2 separate regions of the Homo sapiens genome follow, and region 1 is linked to region 2. Evidence: read pairs that join two places in POLR2A ChIA-PET (ENCODE). Cell type or tissue: HepG2. All regions are shown on one strand.

Region 1 (2,500 bases), 400 kb after region 2:
GTACTCTCTCCAGCCAGGGTGGGTCCAGCTCCTGCCCGAAGCACACATTCTCTACCACAGAGGTGTTCTGCACCCAGGCCTCCTGGGGCACGTAGGCCACAGCACCCTAAAACACAACTTACTTTGGTCACAGGAGGATGATGGGGACAGAGGTGGGATAGGTTTTGAGGAGCAGTGGGAGCTGGGCTCTCAGTGGTGGGTGAGAGGTGGAGAGAATGAGTGAAAGTGAACTTGGCTGGGATGGGGAGGGTGGGAAGGCAGCGAGGAAGTGGGACTTTCAGGATGGGGACATCCTAGCAGACAGGCTGGGGGTGGCCTCACCTCGATGCTCACGAACCCCTCCACCTTTGACAGCTCCCCAAGGAGGGCGGACAGCAGGGAGGACTTCCCTGCCCCCACTGGACCGACAACAGCCAGCAGACAGCCCTGGGGCACCGTGAGGTTTATTCTGGACACGCAAGAGGGGAGACATGACCTTGGTTAGGGTTCAGCCCGCCTCTGTGAGGAAGGATGAGCCCCAGACGGAGCTGAGCTTTCCTGCTCTGGGAGTCTCCAAGAGGACCTGTGGGGCTGTTCTTTTTCCCAGTCCTTGTCTAGCTATTTGAGGAACTATCCTGTGCACATCTGTGCATGTACACATGCACACAAAGCGTGCACACATGCATGCACATTTGCACACTCATACAAGCATGCTAGCATGCACAGCAACACAATGTGGGCACGCATCCACACACACACAAGTGCATGCACATACCCAATCAATCCATGCTCACACGCATACATGTGTGCACACATGCACACCACGCACACACACACAGGGTTGACTATAGCCTGAGGGTTTCACCAGCCTGGCCTCCTGCCTTGGCTCTTGCGATAAATAGGCTCTTTCCTCCCTCCCTCCCGCTACTCTTGGTCCCGCCCCACTCCTGTCCACGTCCCACAGCCCATCCTCCACCCAGTGACCAGAGGGATCTGTTAAAACCCAAGTCAGATCGTGACACTTCCCAGCTAAACCCGCCAGCACTCCCATTTCACTCAGGGTCAAAGCTAAAGTCCTGACGATCAGGAATGACATCTCCCGCCTCCTTCCGCTCTGTGCCTCAGCTGCTCGGCCCTGGCCTTGCTGACCTCCTTGCTGTTTCTTGAACACAAAAGGCCAGTGGTTCTCACCAGGGGGTGACTGCATCCCCCAGGAGTCATTTGGCAAGATCTAGAGATATTTTTGGATGTCACAACCAGTAGGGGGTGCTGCTGGCATCTAGTGGGTAGAGACTGGGGTCAGCTAAACATCCCACAATGCACACGACAGCCCCCAACAAAGGAGTTTCAGCCCAAAATATCAACCGTGCTGAGGTTGAGAAACCCAGGTCCAGGCACTCTCCTGCCCCAGGACCTTTGCTGATGCCATTCCCACCGCCTAGAAGGTTCTTCTCCCAGGCCGGGCACGGTGGCTCATGCCTGTAATCCTAGTCCTTTGGGAACTGAGGCAGGTGGATCACTTGAGGTCAGGAGTTGGAGACCAGCCTGACGAACATGGTAAAACCCATCTCTACTAAAAATACAAAAATTAGCTGGGTGTGGTAGCATGCGCCTGTAATCCCAGCTACTCGGGAGGCTGAGGCAGGAGAATTGCTTGAATCCGGAAGGTGGAGGTTGCAGTGAGCCGAGATCATGCCATTGCACTCCAGCCCGCGTGATAGAGCAAGACTCCGTTTCAAAAAAAAAAAAAAAAAAAAAAAAAAAAAGAACAGCTCTTCTCCCAGACACTCCTTCCTTATGATCTCGGCTTGAATGCAAAGCCTTCCCTCGCTAGACATGCCATCGTACTCTGTTCCCTTGCTCTGGTTTTCTGTTTGGGCCTCACCTCTATCAGCATGTCACCCCACGAGAGCAGGGCCCTTGTCTGTTTCCTTCGCCCTATCCCCAATACCTAGAACAGAGCGTGGCCCATACCTAGTGCTCTATCGATGAAGTGAGTGAATGACAACCAATACAAATACTACCTGGGGCATATTCCTTCTCTTCTTAGGGAGTTTCAGGGCTGTCTGAGATTTTTGGCCACAAAGACCAAGCGATAGAGTTGGAGACTATAGATGATCATGACCTCGGACTGATACAGGAGGCACAGAAGTGAGCACAGCTGATAGGGCTGAACCTTGGGGCTCCTCTCAGCCAGCCCTCCCTTGGCATCGTCTTGGCCAGCCTGGGAGCACAGGGGTGTCTCCCCCTAATGGGGGAGGCTCAGATGCCCTGGTCCCCGTCTGCAGGAGATACTGGTCTATGCTGTGCAGGTCCCCACCTTCAGGAGGTAGAGATGTATCCTGAGAACCTCCCCGGCAGAGCCCCAGCCCAGCCAAACCCACCCTCCAGTCCCAGGCTGGAAACCTACACCACCTCTCAGGTGGGAGGCAGCAGGAGCCCCATGCATCTTCTCCCTAAAAACATGAGGCTGGTTACTACGGGTGTCGTTCTGTACCTGTGGAGGCAGGGAGGGCTTTCC
Region 2 (2,500 bases):
GACCTGGTTGTTCCCCCACGTCCAGAAATTTCTAACTTGGCTCCACTTCACCGCTCAGGTTCATGAAAGAGATGCTCTACTTGTTCCTTGCGATACCAGCATTCTTCTGGGTAAACTCTGTTTTCATCAATTTCCTACCTAAGAAGTGGAGCCGATCACAGACCAACTCTCTAAGAGGACGACAGGTCCAGAATTTGGCCTCGGACAATGGCTGAATAAGGATGAAGTGAAGATCATACGATAGACACTACGTAGCCAGCCCTTACTCTGCACCTCGCATGGTGCCTAGAGCTTTATATGAGTTCATTCACTCTATTCTCACATTTCTATGAGGCAGGTACCATTCATTATCATCCCCATTTTGCTGATGAGGCACAGAGAGGTGGAGTAACCAGCCCAAGGTCACTCAGCTAAGGGACAGATCATTTGAGCATCACATGCAGCCTAGGCTGCTTGTTTAGGGTTCAAACCAGGGGTCCGGTCCACACATGTATAACCACTGCACCACAATGCCTGCTGTTAAGGGGAGATTTGTTCTGGAAGAAACCTAAGAGGCTGGAAAGATAGAGGTGGCTCTTGGACTCTCCCAGCCTCTGGGCAGGAGATTGGTAGGGGGCAGGGGTACCCATTTGGCCCAGGCTCAGGGAAAGGATACAGGTCTCAATGTTGGCTCCCACGATGTAACCCGTGACGTCGAAGTTGATGCGGATGAATTTGCCCTGCCAACAGGAAAACACAGTTCAGGCTTTGCTGCCCAACTTCAGCCGTTAACCCCATGCTGTGGGCAAGCAGGAGGCAGATGGTACAGAGGATGGGAGGTGGGGCGGGGAGATTCTTGCGAACACTCAGAACCCCACAGGTCAAGTTGTCAGGCGGAACCAACATCTGCTGAGCTGAAACCACCCCAGGCCTGACAGCAACAGAACGTGTAAAACATGTTCACAGATCAATTTCATTCGGCTTTTGCAATGACCGTAGTCCATCATGGCTATCCCTATTTAAAAAAACTTATTTATTTATTAGAGACAAGGTTTTGCTCTGTCAGCGAGGGCTGGAGTGCAGTGGTGCAATCACAGCTCACTGTAACCTTGAACTCCTGGGCTCAAGCAATCCCCTTTTCCCCATGACCTCACCCTCCCAAGCAGCTAGGACTACAGGCATGCACCACCATATCTGGCTAATTTTTAAATTTTTTTTTGTAGAGATAGGATCTCACTGTGTTGTCCAGGTTGGCCTCAGACTGCTGCACTCAAGCAATCCTCCCACCTCAGCCTCCCAAAGTGCTGGGATTACAGGAGTAAACTACCACACCCAGCCCACTATCCCCATTTTAAAGCTGGGAAAACTAAGGCTAAAAGAGATCAAGTGACTTGTCCAACGTGACGTTGCTCCTGAGAGGTAGGGCCCTAAGCAGAAAGAAGGTTTTTCCATATTCAGGGGCTAGAGGGCTCCCTCCCCAGACCCCACCCTGCTCCAAAACATCCACATCATCCAACTATGGATTAAACCTTTTCTGTGGGACAGGTGAGTATGCATTGGCCACACTGCCCAAGCAGGCCCTGTGTAGGATGTCCTTTAGGCAGGAATGGCTCATGTTCCTGGCCCTAGAGGCTCAACAAGTATCTCCAAAGATGGCCCTATCTACCTGCCTCAGCTAAGCCATGAAACCAAGGATGGAACCCAATCCTCCATCTGTTGGCATGAACCCTTTTCCTGTTTCCTCAACAGGTGAGACAGGATTTCATCCTTTTCCCCCATCATGACATAACATGGTGGGAAGTGTTGGCGTGTGTGGACACAATCCCCTAGGCTTGCTCAGTCCTTGACAAAACCTTCAAACTTTCCCCATTGGGAAACATGCAGTAGAGTGATTTGGGATGACCATATCCCAGATGGAGCCAGGGAGAGCCGGCTGGTCACAGGCAAGGCCCAGGCACCTTCTTCACTCTCCTTCCCAAGATGGCAGGGACGCCAGTGAGTGGAGGATGTTTTTAGGGATTTGTCTTGCACGTGCTTCCATTTATGACAGGCTAGAAACATTGCACAGAATTGGAACATGCAAACGCAGTGCTTCTCAGTGGAGGCGGCACATCTGCTATGGAGATTTTGGAAATCGGTGGAAGCCATTATTTGGCTTGTCACATGTTGGGGGGGGGCCGCTGTTGTTAGTGAACAGTGGGGCCAAGGATATTTTGGGAGTCCTGCAATGACCTGGAGAGTCTCTGATGCCAATCCTTGTCTATATCCCTTATGACTCTTCCAATGTCTCACCTGCCACTCATGGAGGTAAAAATCTGTTTGTAATTAGCCAGGCTTAGAACCTAACCTTTATGACTTTAGATTTTTACGCTTTTTTTTTTTTTTTTTTTTTTTTGAGACAAGAGCCTCACTCTGTCGCCCAGGTTGGAGTGCAGTGGTGTGACTTTGGCTCACTGCAACCTCCATCTCCCCGGGTTCAAGGAATTCTCCCACCTCAGCCTCCCGAGTAGCTGGGAATACA

The links. Peaks named below come from ENCODE experiments on the same cell type or tissue, not always from the same donor. Only the 100,000 strongest peaks of a DNase experiment are listed, where the experiment ranks them.
Region 1: POLR2A ChIA-PET joins it to region 2 with 6 read pairs; 3 of 35 experiments call an interaction of 5 or more read pairs at or near these places.

The regions. Positions count from the first base shown.
Region 1 is chr16:16,182,483-16,184,982 of GRCh38, forward strand. ABCC6 (ATP binding cassette subfamily C member 6) reads right to left here. Exons shown (of 31, transcript NM_001171.6): 15 at 2,477-2,500; 16 at 322-448; 17 at 1-106. Among named protein-coding and RNA genes, the nearest start is that of ABCC6, 40 kb to the right of the region's middle. In HepG2, a CTCF peak has its summit at 1,242 (motif pointing right); a DNase peak (open chromatin) is centred at 1,242.
Region 2 is chr16:15,778,125-15,780,624 of GRCh38, forward strand. MYH11 (myosin heavy chain 11) reads right to left here. Exons shown (of 41, transcript NM_002474.3): 7 at 656-719. Among named protein-coding and RNA genes, the nearest start is that of MYH11, 78 kb to the right of the region's middle. In HepG2, no CTCF peak of the experiment used is centred here; a DNase peak (open chromatin) is centred at 1,077.